Regions from separate parts of the Mus musculus genome. Here region 2 is linked to region 1. The links are chromatin contacts, found by Hi-C or POLR2A ChIA-PET in ENCODE. All regions are on one chromosome and are shown on one strand. The core of a region is the stretch at or near the end of the contact, and the rest is flanking DNA. Distances in the headings are between cores, read along the strand shown. Region 1 overlaps Gm41835 (a long non-coding RNA gene). Region 2 has its middle 67 kb from the start of Mir3970.

Region 1 (6,105 bases), core at 2,944-5,443:
CTCTCTCTCTCTCTCTCTGTCTCTCTTCCTCCCTGTGTCCCCTGTGTCCCTTCCCCCTACCCCTTCTTCCTTCCCTTCCTCTCCTCCCTCCCTTTCTTCCCCTCTATCATTTTTTCTTTATTTTGGCTATTTTTCATAGAGTCAGATTTGAAATAATTTTTAATATCTTCCAACACACAAACAAAATCTTTGTTTTAGAGTTCAATTTTGAATTAAGATGGGCTCCAAATCCATGATGACTGGTGTCCTTCAAAAGAGAGAAGAAACAAAGACAGAGCTGTCTCCTGAAAATGCCAGGTAATGGTGATGCACATCTGAATGCACTGTATCTGTTATCCAATCCGGAAAGAGCTAGGGAAAATGGGGAAGGATCTTATCAGACACACACACACACACACACACACACACACACACACACACACACAGACACACAGAGAGAGAGAGAGAGACAGAGAGACAGAGAGAGACAGAGAGATAGAGACACACACAGAGACAGAGAGTCACACACAGAGACAGAGAGACACACACAGAGACAGAGAGACACACACAACACACAAATAGAGGGATACAGAGAGAGACATACAGAGAGACAGAGACACAGAGAGATTTTTTAAAAAAAATATTTAAACCACTATGATGTGACTCCTTGTTGGCAGCCCTAAGACATTTCTGTAGAAACTGTGTTGGATAGCTAAGAAGTATTCCACCCAGGTAACCCTGCTGCTTGTTCAGAAGGTCTGTGGTTATCTTAACAAGACAGACTTTATTCTGTAGACCAGATTCAAACTTAAATGACACCTCTAACATATGATGGTTGTCTTTGGTGACAAAGACCTTTAGGCTGCCATTTGGTATTATTTCACTGATTCCCAGATTACTGGCAGTTTTTTTTTTTTCTCCTCCCTGAGATTATGAAAACCAACTTGAAGAATAAATGGGAAAGCTGCCTGGTCATGCGGCTGTAATGCAATTTTTATGCTTGTCTCACGACTCCACACCGTTCCTCAGTGTCTGAAGAAGGCTTCCAAAAATGCTTGAGCAATCCACATATCTCTGAACTAATTGTACCATGCCCCAAGGCCACAGATTTGCAGAACAGTGCTCTTGGACAGTAAGTTCTGGTATGTTTGTTTCAAAGCTCCCAGGCATTACTTACAGCCACACCTTGACTATACTACATGGAACTCTTTGCCTGTTTAACTTATATTATCCCTTCCCTGGGAGGGGCTGGGGCTTCTTTTTCATTTTGTGGGGAGCTGAAGAAACTGCTTAGTAAATAAGTAACCAGTAACAAGGCGGCACAGCCATCCGTGTGAATTATGACCCCCGCCAGGCTCCGAAGACAAAAAGATGCTCAGTTGTGCAATTTTCCACTCTTCTAATAATAGTGTGGGTCAAGTTAGTCCTAGCTCAATGCTATAATCCAAACAATATTCCACTCCATGTGGTATGACACTTAGGATTCATCCAGGCCACTGCATTTGGAGACAAGCCATGGTAACTCTGACTGTTTTGACCTTCTCAGTGTTTGCTTCCTGTCCCTCCTGTGCCTATGGCACATAGTCACACAACTGTAGTAGCAGTATTATAATCTTCCTTTCCATCTTGAACCTTCTTAAGAAGGACTAGTTCAGCTTACCAGGATAGACCTGTCAAAGGCCAGCTTATTTGACAGCGGCTCTCTAATTCAAGTAGGGTAGAATCAAGCATCAAAGTGTCCATCTCTTCTGTTTAACCTGGAATTGGCCTTTTACTGCTCCCAAATCAAAGCGGTGTGGCAGATCTTATATGGAAAAAGTTGTTATTGAGCTCTGTGTGGACACTCTGCAGCTTTTTATTAAGTGAGACAGTGAGAAAATACAGCAATGTATGTTTCTGATGACCAGTTTTGAATTACCCCTTTTCTAATCCTCAAGTATTGCCATAACTCTTAATATAAATACTAACAAATATCTCTAAACTGTGTAGTGTAGACTTTATGACTTCTATTTAAGAACAGTTTTTAATTTTATAATTTTATGTGTATGAGGGTTTTGTGTGTGTCTATGTGTATGCATCAGATACATGTCTGGTGCCCGTGGAAACCAGAAAAGGGCCCTGGACTCCCTGGAGCTAGATTTATGGATGCTTATGAGCTGCCATATGGGTGGATGATGCAAACCAAATCTGGGTCCCCTGCAAGAACAGCAAGAACTCAACCATCTCCATAATGCTCCTTGTGTTTCCTTAACAAACAAACAAACAAACAAACAACAACAAAACAAACAAACAAAACCCCTATCCAAACAGAAACACTCTGTGAACTTAACTTGTTGATTTTGCTCTTTCTGTGGATTCTCTTTCATATAAATCACCTATTCATTTTTAATATGTTCCTTATTCCACTGTATGACACTTTGTACTCAGAACTGTTTAATCGTTGAATCAAGGTAAAATTACAAAACTTTGGCTTCTCATTCCAACTCCTTCACAATTCTACTTCTTCCCATTTTATTTGCCCATCCATTTGTCTATACCAGCCACCCACCTATCCATCTTATCCATCCATCCATCCATCCATCCATCCATCCATCCATCCATCCATCCATCCAATAACATTTATGCAATATCTATCCGGTGTCTGGCATTATACTTTGTTCAGAGGACCGACTGTGATCCAGACAGGCCTAGTCTCTCTCCTCACAGTTGGCTGATTGGTGACTGGTGGTGAGCTGGAATACCAAACTTGCTTACATGTTGCAACATGCTCTGTGAGAGAGACAGCAGGGCCACTCTGCAGAGGAAGGAGCATGTAGGCTGGAATCTGACCTAGGAATAAGACGTTTTCTATTCTATCACTTGATGAGTGAGATGTGCAGAGGATGGAAGGTCTGGGGAGAGATAGCATGCACATTTAGAATTAAAGATAGGTAAAGCACTCGGAGGGTATTGTGCAGTTGGGATGGGACAGGGAAGGTTAGAATCAGGGAAAAGAAACAAGAGACTGATGCCACTGTGAGTTAGGGCTGTCAGTGAAATACCACAATCAGGTTTCAAATGGGGGAGGGACTAATAAGATTCGTGTTTTAAAAAGCATTGCTCTTCTTGTCTTGTGGGCAGTGGACAAAAGAGTGAAGGAAGCTAGAAATCCAGTGACAAGCTCCAATTTTACAAGAGATGATGGCACTGACCCATAACATGGCAGAAGAGGCAAGAGATGCAGACAGACTAGAAGGACTTAGATGTAGTCTGGTCTCCAATCTGCCACATAATTCATTTTATTTGCAATGCCTATTCCTCTGCTAGGCAAGTTAAGCCCGTATTTATGGGTAAAATTCTTATTAGGTTGATGTCAGTTCTACAAGAAGCCTTTGACCTTCAACCGGAAGAACCTGTCTAAGCTCTTACAATATGATTGCTCTGTGCCTTCTGTTTTGCCCAGAGAACGAATTTAGTCTTTGTTTTCATGCATACTTGTCTGATGAGTTAAATGGACAACTGAGCACTTCCCATCTTATCTGTGAAACAAATTCTAAAATTCTAAAAGCCTTTAGAATTTGTCCTATTCATGGCTAACTGGGATCTTGTCTTAGTTCTGAAAATTCTCCAGTTGTTTTTGTTTGTTTGTTTGTTTGTTTTTCAGATCTACATTGTAAAACTATTTAACCAATCTAAGAACTCATTCTATTCATTTGCTTATAAATATATTTATTCATTTACTCAATATATTTATTCAAAGCCTTCTGTCTTACAAGCTAGAGTCTTGATTTCTTTTTCTTTCTTTCCCTTTTTCCCCCTGGCTTTCTCATACATATCATTGTGGACGTCATGCTTTTCACTATGATAATTAAGATATCAGAAGGTTTTTGTTGTTGTTTTTTTTTTCCTGATATAAACACATGGTACTCAAACGAGCCATCTTAAGGCACGAGAAGTAACAGAGTTACAGAACAGTTCTTTTGGCTCTCTAGGTGGAATGCCAGCCTTTGATAGTTGGCACATGCCTTGCACAAAAGACCCGAATTTGGGTATTTGAGTGTCAGCTGGATCAAGTTAATCCTGTTCTGTTTTTTTAAACAGTTCCTGCTGTTTACGCAGTAGAAGCAGAACTAAACAGCACCAGATCCTGCAAAGGCACGACTCAGAAGAACAAGGGACACAACGGAGGGCTCTTAATGTAAAGAAACATTTTGACTTTGCCGGTCCGTCATCTCCCTAGCTCTCAGCCCGCCCTCACCCTGGACCCCGCCCTGCTGGAATGGGTGGTGGACTAGCCTTGGCTGGCAGGGATGCTTTTGAGTTCCAGGATTCTTCTAAACTGTGCTTGCTGTAAATGATTTTTATGCTAACATTGCATTGAAGTCCTTTTTTGGCAAATGCATCGCCATATAAGATTAAAAATAATTTGGAGGGCAGAATTTCTACCAGGAATTGATCAAACAATGTACTGTCGTGAACTGGTTCCAAATTCCTAATGCATCTGCTTTATACAGTCCCTGCTTTATAGAGCTACAATCCCCTGTTTGTCCGAGTTCAGTCTGCTTGTATGCTGGAAGAATCACACCCCTTTATTTCTGGCCTGGAGGGCTTCTTTCCAAGTTTTGGGAAAAAAAATCTCTCAAATAAGAAGTCACAGAAGCTTTAAATAATACGGTTGTTGCAAGCATCCTTGTTGAACATTTAGCGAACTATCCCGTTGCCTTTCCTGATCAAGGCAGATGTAAAACAGCCGCCTCCACACTTCTGCCAGAGCGGCCATCTTGAGTTCAGACGCCTTTTCCGAGAGTTTCTCTTGAAAGTCCCCAATTGAATACATCTGGTTCCCAGCAGAAACCGGATGTCTTGTTTGTTTGTTTAATTATTTTTATCTGAGGTTGCATCACTATCCAGTGGGTCTTTTTTGTAGAGAGTTTTAGGCTCATCTGGATGCTGTGCTTGGCCGTACTCTATGATCCTAGACTTTTTTTTTTTTTTTTTTTTCCTTTTCTTCTGGGATTGACTGTGCCTACTTTAGGGTTTAGTATTTATTTTATTTTTGATACTGGATTTTTATATTCGTAGGTCACTTTAATGTGCAAGAAGCAAAATCTTAAGCAGAACTTTCTTCAAGAAAAGCGAGATTCATTGGCTTTCATAAATTGAGTAGAGGGAGAGCTGCCGCATTCAGAGTTCAAAGGGATTGCAGGACTCTGTGTTTGTTTCTTGGCCCCATTTCCTGATGGTGGTAGTTTGGCCTCGTACATCACAGGCAATAGTGTACTACATTCTCTCAGTTTCAGGTCTTGCCAGAACTGAGTTTGCTTCCCAAGGTATTCAGTAAGAACATGAACATAACCGTCACTGGGCGGAATTTCTTCACATTACCTGTTTCTGAGAGTGATCGTTGTAGCTTGGCATCTGGAAGTGAGTGTAAACAACCATGCATACAACTGGGAAGATGCACCCATCTCGGTCCTTTGCTACATAATCAGTTGGGCAATCATAATTCCCCTTTCTCTTTCATTCACCCTATATAAGGCCCAGGTTTGGGTTGAAGGGAGATCTGACTTGTAACGTCATTTATAATACAGGTGTCCGGGTCTAAACGAACAAACATCGCAGAGATAGGGGTGATATTTTCATACTCATTGGCATTGGTTTTTTTTTTTTTCTGTTTAGCTGTATGGAATTTGTTCTGCTCACTTTAAAAAAATATTTTATGTGCTTTTGTGTTTTGCCTGCATGTATGTCTTGAACCACATACACGCCTAGTACCTGTGAGGCATTGGATCCCCTGGGACTGGAGTTCCAGATGACTGTGGGTGCTCAGAAGTGAACCGCTGGTGCTCTTACCATCTGAGCCTTCTCTCTAGCCCCTCTGTTCGGTTTTATCTTTCACTGTTACCTTTGTTTTTCTTTTTCCTTTACCCACTATGTAACCCATCAAATGCTTTCTCAGGAACTCAATGAGTCTATGACGAAGTATGTCTATCTCCAGGAAACTCTGCTTCTGGTCATCCATTGACTGGAATCAGCAGAGAAGGCGAAGGTACTAGAGCTACTTTGCTGACATAGATGGGGATTCCCAGGAAGGCTGCAGGGTACATAACAGTGTAATCCAGACGCTACAGTACTTACGATGAGAGT
Region 2 (5,974 bases), core at 522-3,021, 160 kb after region 1:
ATATGAGAGAAGCTTTCATATATAATTGCCCATTTATAATTATCTAGTAGAGACATGGAAGTTCAGAGTCTTTCCCAAAGTTGTACACTGATAAGTCAATCAACTTCCACTTAAATATGGACTTCTTAGCTGCCAAGTATAAGATGTGTGGCTTTCAATAAATGGCTTTACACCTAGGAGCCGTGGCTTTTTAACCTGTCAGTTGGAAATTTCCAATCAGTTACAGATGTTCCTACAGCCTCAGTACCACTTAAGAGACCACATGGACACATCGTATACATCACAACACATAGCATGCAGAGAGCACTTAGAGCTACTCTAGGGAAGAGCAATCAGAAGTACGTTGGAGGTGCACTTACACACAAAACAAACATAGTAGTTTAGTCCAAGCTGAGGGAAAACAGTCCCAATCCAGCTGGCAAGTTGTGTCGTTCACTTATGAGCCACGAGCCATTTGTTATAAAAGAGAACCTAACATGAATTAACCACTAAAGCCACATTTAAACAGGACTGATGCTGTGGACTAGGTAACTGAGTCAACAGCTTAGCATCATTCTCCCTTGGCTTTGGTACTTGCTAACTGTATGACCTTGGTCGAGTCATGTACTCTTTCTGAGCCCAGCAACCTTATCCATAACATGTGGGCTCTAAGTAGCATATCACACAGAATGTTACGATGATGAAAAAGACCACTCAGCCTAAGCTGATGCACACCTTTAATCCCAGTACTTGGGAGGCAGAGGCAAACACATCTCTGTGAGTTCGAGGTCAAGCTGACAAGTTCCAGGACAGCCAAGGTTACACAGAGACGATACCCCTCCAAAAAGACCATTCATTGGGCAGGAGAGACGGCTCAGTAGGTAAGGTCAATGGCTGTTTCAGCGGACCTACCTTCTATTCCCAGGCCTGACCAGACCTCTTACAACCACCCAACTCCTGTTCCAGGGGGTCTGATGCCCTCCTCGGGCCCCGGCAGGCACCAGACACATACATGCTGCACAGGCACACATGCAGGCAAGTCATACACATAAAATGAAATATTAAAAAAATTACATGCATTAAAAGTCCATAACACAAAGGTGAGACGGAGCTCAGCTGCTACTTCATCTCCTCACCTCTGGCTCTGTATAATGAGCGGAGGTTTAAGAGGCAGGGTGAAACAAGACCAAACAAAGCCAGAACAAGCCAAAGCTAAATACCTGAAGCAAAAAGTACAGTTGAGCATGTTGTTTGGGCACTCGAAGGTGAGAAGTTAAGGACGAAGGATGGAAGGATTTGACTAGAGCTATCAGAGAGAACACACAACACCCAGATCTGAATTTCAGATGAACAATGGATTTCTTCAGTATCCCAAATATTGCACCAGACATTCTTTTACTAAATAAATTATTCATTGTTTATCTGAAATTCTAGTATAAATGGGTGTCAGTGTTTTCATTTACCAAACCATGCAACCTCGACAGCCTGATTTTTGTAAGAAATCTCTTAACCCTGTAAGGACACTCGGAGTTCAGAAGAGCCTGACGTGGGCAACTGCAGAGCCATCCTGGGAAAGGTCGCACCCTCTGCCACCCTTTGTTTTGTGAAGCAAGGGCCTCATGGGGAAAACCTCAAGTGAGCAATTTTCCCTTCCCTGCACCCTCCACATGAGCCTGCTGCAGAGAATGCTGGGGAGCCTGCTGCAGCCTCCTTACCCGCTTGGGTCTCTGTGACCCAGGTTTTCCTTGGGTGAGGCCCTGTGGTCACGCTATAGTGACTGTTTGAACCCCCACCACACCCTGCTTGGTTGCCAGTGGGTGGGGGCAGAAGAGGTAGAAACAGGGAAAGAATGCTTAGCCGTTTTGATCAGCTGGGTTGTGCTTTGTCAGATGGTCTCACAAAACTTTAATTCCTGCTTTGATGCCTAGTGGCCGCACAGTGTCCTCGCCAGGCTTGTCTTAATAGGCTGCTTGCATGAAGTCAGACGGATCGCCTTTGTTGCACTTTCGTACACCTCATGACAGCGGCTCTTTTACGTTAAGGAGGAAACTCTGTGGTTAAACTGTAGCCTAGGTATTTTTAGAGCCGTTACCATGTTAACCAAATTTCATACATTTCACCTGCAGGATATGCAGTAACACCAAGGCCTTCCCTAAAAGCTAACCAAAAAAAAAAAATGTATTTAAGCAATTAATGCAATTAATACTGTCTTTAGGACTAAGACCATGTTATCTGAGAACAGAGTCGCTGGTGCTGACACCTTTTCTCTTCTATTTTTTTTCTTTTTGAATGGATGGATGGTAATGTCTTTAAGGGAGTACCTTTTTCTTTGATACAAGTGACTTGAAGGGCCAGAACCAAAAGCTTAAAGCTGGTTAGTTCTAAAGGTCAGAGCCTGAAGGCAGCGACTCCTTTGTGAATCATTAAGCTTTCCTAAGCTGCTTCTGACAGACTTCTGGCTTTGCGCCACCTGTCTTGGGTCATTTTACACTGCGAATCCTTATGCTGTTCCAGTTTTTAAGTCAGTAGCAAAGGTTATGAGAAAGACAGAACTTGTGTTGCTGTTGTTTTCCTTCTCAATCCGGCATCGCCCCTAAGCTTTCAGAGCACAGAGCCAGTTTGTGTTTAGGGCATCTTCACACGCCCTACTAGAGAGCATTTAAAGAAGACCCATGGGTCCACAGATGAGCCAGATGTGATGGAAGGGATACCCATTAGCAATAAAGTGAGAGTCCCCATCACTACTGACCAGTGATTTTCACCACTAATCCCAGCACTGAAAGTTCAAGATAGAACTAATATCTGAGGTGCTATCAGATATTATCTTCCATCATCAGTTAAACTGGATGAGTTTTGACATACTTAGAATTCGCTGTGTTAGCCCAATGAGGTTCAAGTGACAGGACACGTCACTGCCAAGTTCTATGCCAGTTTATCTTCTAGTCATCTGAATAAAAGTCACTCTGCACCAAAAAAATTCTCTTAAACACAACGAAATTCTGTTTTATGGAGCCAAGGGACATTAAGCTGCTAAAACACATGCTTTCAAAATCGAATGTGGAATAGCTGTCCTGTTTCTCAAGGGAAAAAATACACAGTTAAACCTTGCTTATTCATAATAACCCAAACTTCCGGAAGGCTTAAGCATTTGGAATTGCTCCAAACCCAAAAGAGGGGAGGAGGGAAAGGGAAGGGTTTGGAGAGCAAGGGGATGGGGGGGGGGGGGGGGATGGAGGGAGAGAAGGACAGAATGAACCAGCAGCAAGCAAGCCAGTTTTTAGAAGTAGACCTGAAACCCTAGCAACACTGAAAGAAGACCTGGAGCTTGCATCTGATTGGCTTACCAGCCAGCCGGAATGCTGAGCTCTGATTGGCTAGTGATGATGTCTCCAAATAATCAGCCTTTTGCAGGGAAGCAAATTTATCTGGCAGAAAGGACAGGAGGTAGAAGAAGCAGGCAAGAAGCAAAGGGAAGCGAACAGGGCAAAATGAATGACAGGTTATTTGTAACAAAGGTGGCAGCTGAGACGACAATGAGAACAAGAATCACTATTTATGTAGCTGCTTACAGTTTTTACAAACTAGGCTCCCTGAAATTACTGACACTGTCTTCAGAAGGACCTTCAAGGATTGCAGAAGTGAAATGACATTCCCCAGGTTACACAGCGAGTAAGAAAAAAGCTGAGGTCACCGGTCTCTAATCCAGGGCTGTTGACACCACAGAGTCTCTGGAGAGAATAATTTGGAGTTATCCTGAGGAATTGAGCTAATCCTCTGATCACAGAAAAGACCACCAGCAGCCACATCAGCTACAGTTTAGTGGGAGATGCAGAAAGGGCGTAGGGCTCACTGCCCTTTGCTACACAGAGGTTGAAATCATCGCTCAAGAAATATCTCCATGCACATTAGGAAGAACGGCTAGTGTGGTAGAAAGGAGGCTTGCATCTTGAGTGCTCAGTGCAATCATTTATTTACCCGGGATGGCTCACAGTGCCAACAACAGCATAATCATCTGTCCCCCAGTTGTTCAGCTATAAATGCGCAGATCATTTTTGTTTCAACTTTCTTCCCATATGCGATGCCTCTGTAAGGCCTGTAGCTGTCACTTCTAAAACCCTGAAGCCAGGTGCTTATGCCATATCGCTGGCCGCCATACTCTCCTCGGAGCCACTGTACTGTTCGACTGGGGTTTCAGTTCATTGCTCCAGCTGTGGTTTTGTGTTTATACCCTCGCTTCCCTAACTTCATCTTCTTCCCGCCCAGTCAATTCTCTGGAATATGTCAAATGCTTAAACATTACACTAAAAATGACATTCAAGGGTTCTAGCAGGGCCCAGCCTGAGTTCACTGTAAGTGCCTATGCCCAGGGCATATTGCTCGACACATGGTGGCCTCCTTTGTGGCTCTAGAGCAGAACCTCTCTCTCCAGTGCTGTTCTTGTCTTCATGTCATCAGACTTCAGGCTCACGTGGCTTTTCCTACAAGCTGATCTAAGTTCCCTGTTATTTTCTTATATGAATTCTTTTTATTGACTTCCTGTGATTTCTCAACTGAAAAGATTGTTTTTATTTGACTGCTTAGCCCTCCTTTTATATGTCTCTTTACTATGAAGCTCTATGAAGTTAAAACCTAGGATTTCACACACCACCCAGGAAAGTAGTGCATAGTGCTTAGTGGGTGCTTGATAGCTGTGTTGAATGAATGAATGAATGAATGAATGAGCAACCAGAGCTTTAGCATGTTTGGTGTTCCATGACACCTCTCTACCAACAACTAGGGACAGGGCTCCTGTAGGACAGTCTGTTGTTCTGTAATTCTTTTCAAAGTCATGATTGCTAATAAGCTACCATCATTTAGAAAGTTCTGTGAAATTCCTAACATAATTTCTGAAAGTGGGGGGAGGAAAATCTTGTTTAGACCTAGGCCTGGGGCATGGTAACAATGCATAGGTACCACCCACTGGTCATATAAGTTGTCAACTTTTTTTTTATTTGCCCAAATTGTGTCTCTGAGGGATAAACATATCCTTAGCAAAATGCATCAACCTATTGGGATTTTAAAGTCATAATTGAGCCAACGCCTTGGTCAAAGTATTGTTGCTTTAATTATGCCCATTTATTTCAACATTCCAATTTTGGAAATTTTTTAGCTGCCCCATTACATTTTCTTTTGCAAGTGAAAATTGTCACGATGCCCTCTGGTGGAATTAAAATTTTTCTTCCTTCTTTCCTTTCTTCCCTAGCTCTGTCCCTCGCGCCCTCTTTCCCTCCTTCCATCTTCCCTTATCTGTTTATCCTTTTATGTATTTAGAATGAAACACAGGAGCCATGGGATTTATATTACTTTGCAATGCTGACTGACTAGGTATTATATCAAAGGTCAGATTAAAGATGATGGTAACTACAACACTCATAGCTATATTTACAAACATGATCAGAACAGAGGAGCAAGAGTTGGCTGTGGCTCACCAAGAATAAGCAGGACTTGTGTCATTATATCCCCACTAGAGCTGATGCAGCTGACAGAATGGCAAGGCTTTCAAAACTGGTTCTGTGCACCAGGTCACGACTTCAGTACTTCTTTGTAGAGCCATGTCATTCTTCCTTTCCTTTCCTTTCCTTTCCTTTCCTTTCCTTTCCTTTCCTTCTTTCTTCTTTCCTTTCTTTCTTTTCTTTCTTGTTTTTTTTTTTTTTCTTTTAGGCAATCTGGATTACACACCAAACGAGATCCTGCTTAAAAAGAAATCAGACTTTTGGGCGATCCAACCCCTGGAAGATGTCAGGGCTGTTCTTTAAGCAACCATGGTCTTAAGACAGAGGGAAGTAACATTTATCGGAGTAGATTAGTTTCCATATTTGTTTATTTCAATGCAGTAAAAAAAAAATTGAAAAGAAGACAAATGAGTATTTAAATATCTATCAACATGTCCTCAAATTATTTAGTGATTGTTTTAAAATTTCCTAAAAGTCAGACAGTAGAAATAAGCTATGGATAT

Evidence for each region. A loop is a pair of places that touch in the nucleus more often than their neighbours do. ChIA-PET counts read pairs that join two places held with the same protein, here RNA polymerase II (POLR2A).
Region 2: a loop to region 1 is called in a map of Patski, with 2.8 times the contacts of the local background. The contact joins two enhancer-like sites. A Hi-C loop is called at or near these places in 1 of 37 maps with a recorded cell type or tissue (Patski). POLR2A ChIA-PET finds 5 or more read pairs at or near these places in 1 of 5 experiments (Patski).

The regions. Positions count from the first base shown.
Region 1 is chr19:33,061,326-33,067,430 of GRCm38, forward strand. The region is part of intron 2 of Gm41835 (a long non-coding RNA gene); the gene reads right to left. Among named protein-coding and RNA genes, the nearest start is that of Gm41835, 11 kb to the right of the region's middle. Within about 2 kb of position 4,194, at least 1 of the 3 ENCODE cell types and tissues checked has a DNase peak (open chromatin) inside an H3K27ac peak, as active enhancers do.
Region 2 is chr19:33,221,049-33,227,022 of GRCm38, forward strand. It overlaps the pseudogene Rnls. Among named protein-coding and RNA genes, the nearest start is that of Mir3970, 67 kb to the left of the region's middle. Within about 2 kb of position 1,772, at least 1 of the 3 ENCODE cell types and tissues checked has a DNase peak (open chromatin) inside an H3K27ac peak, as active enhancers do.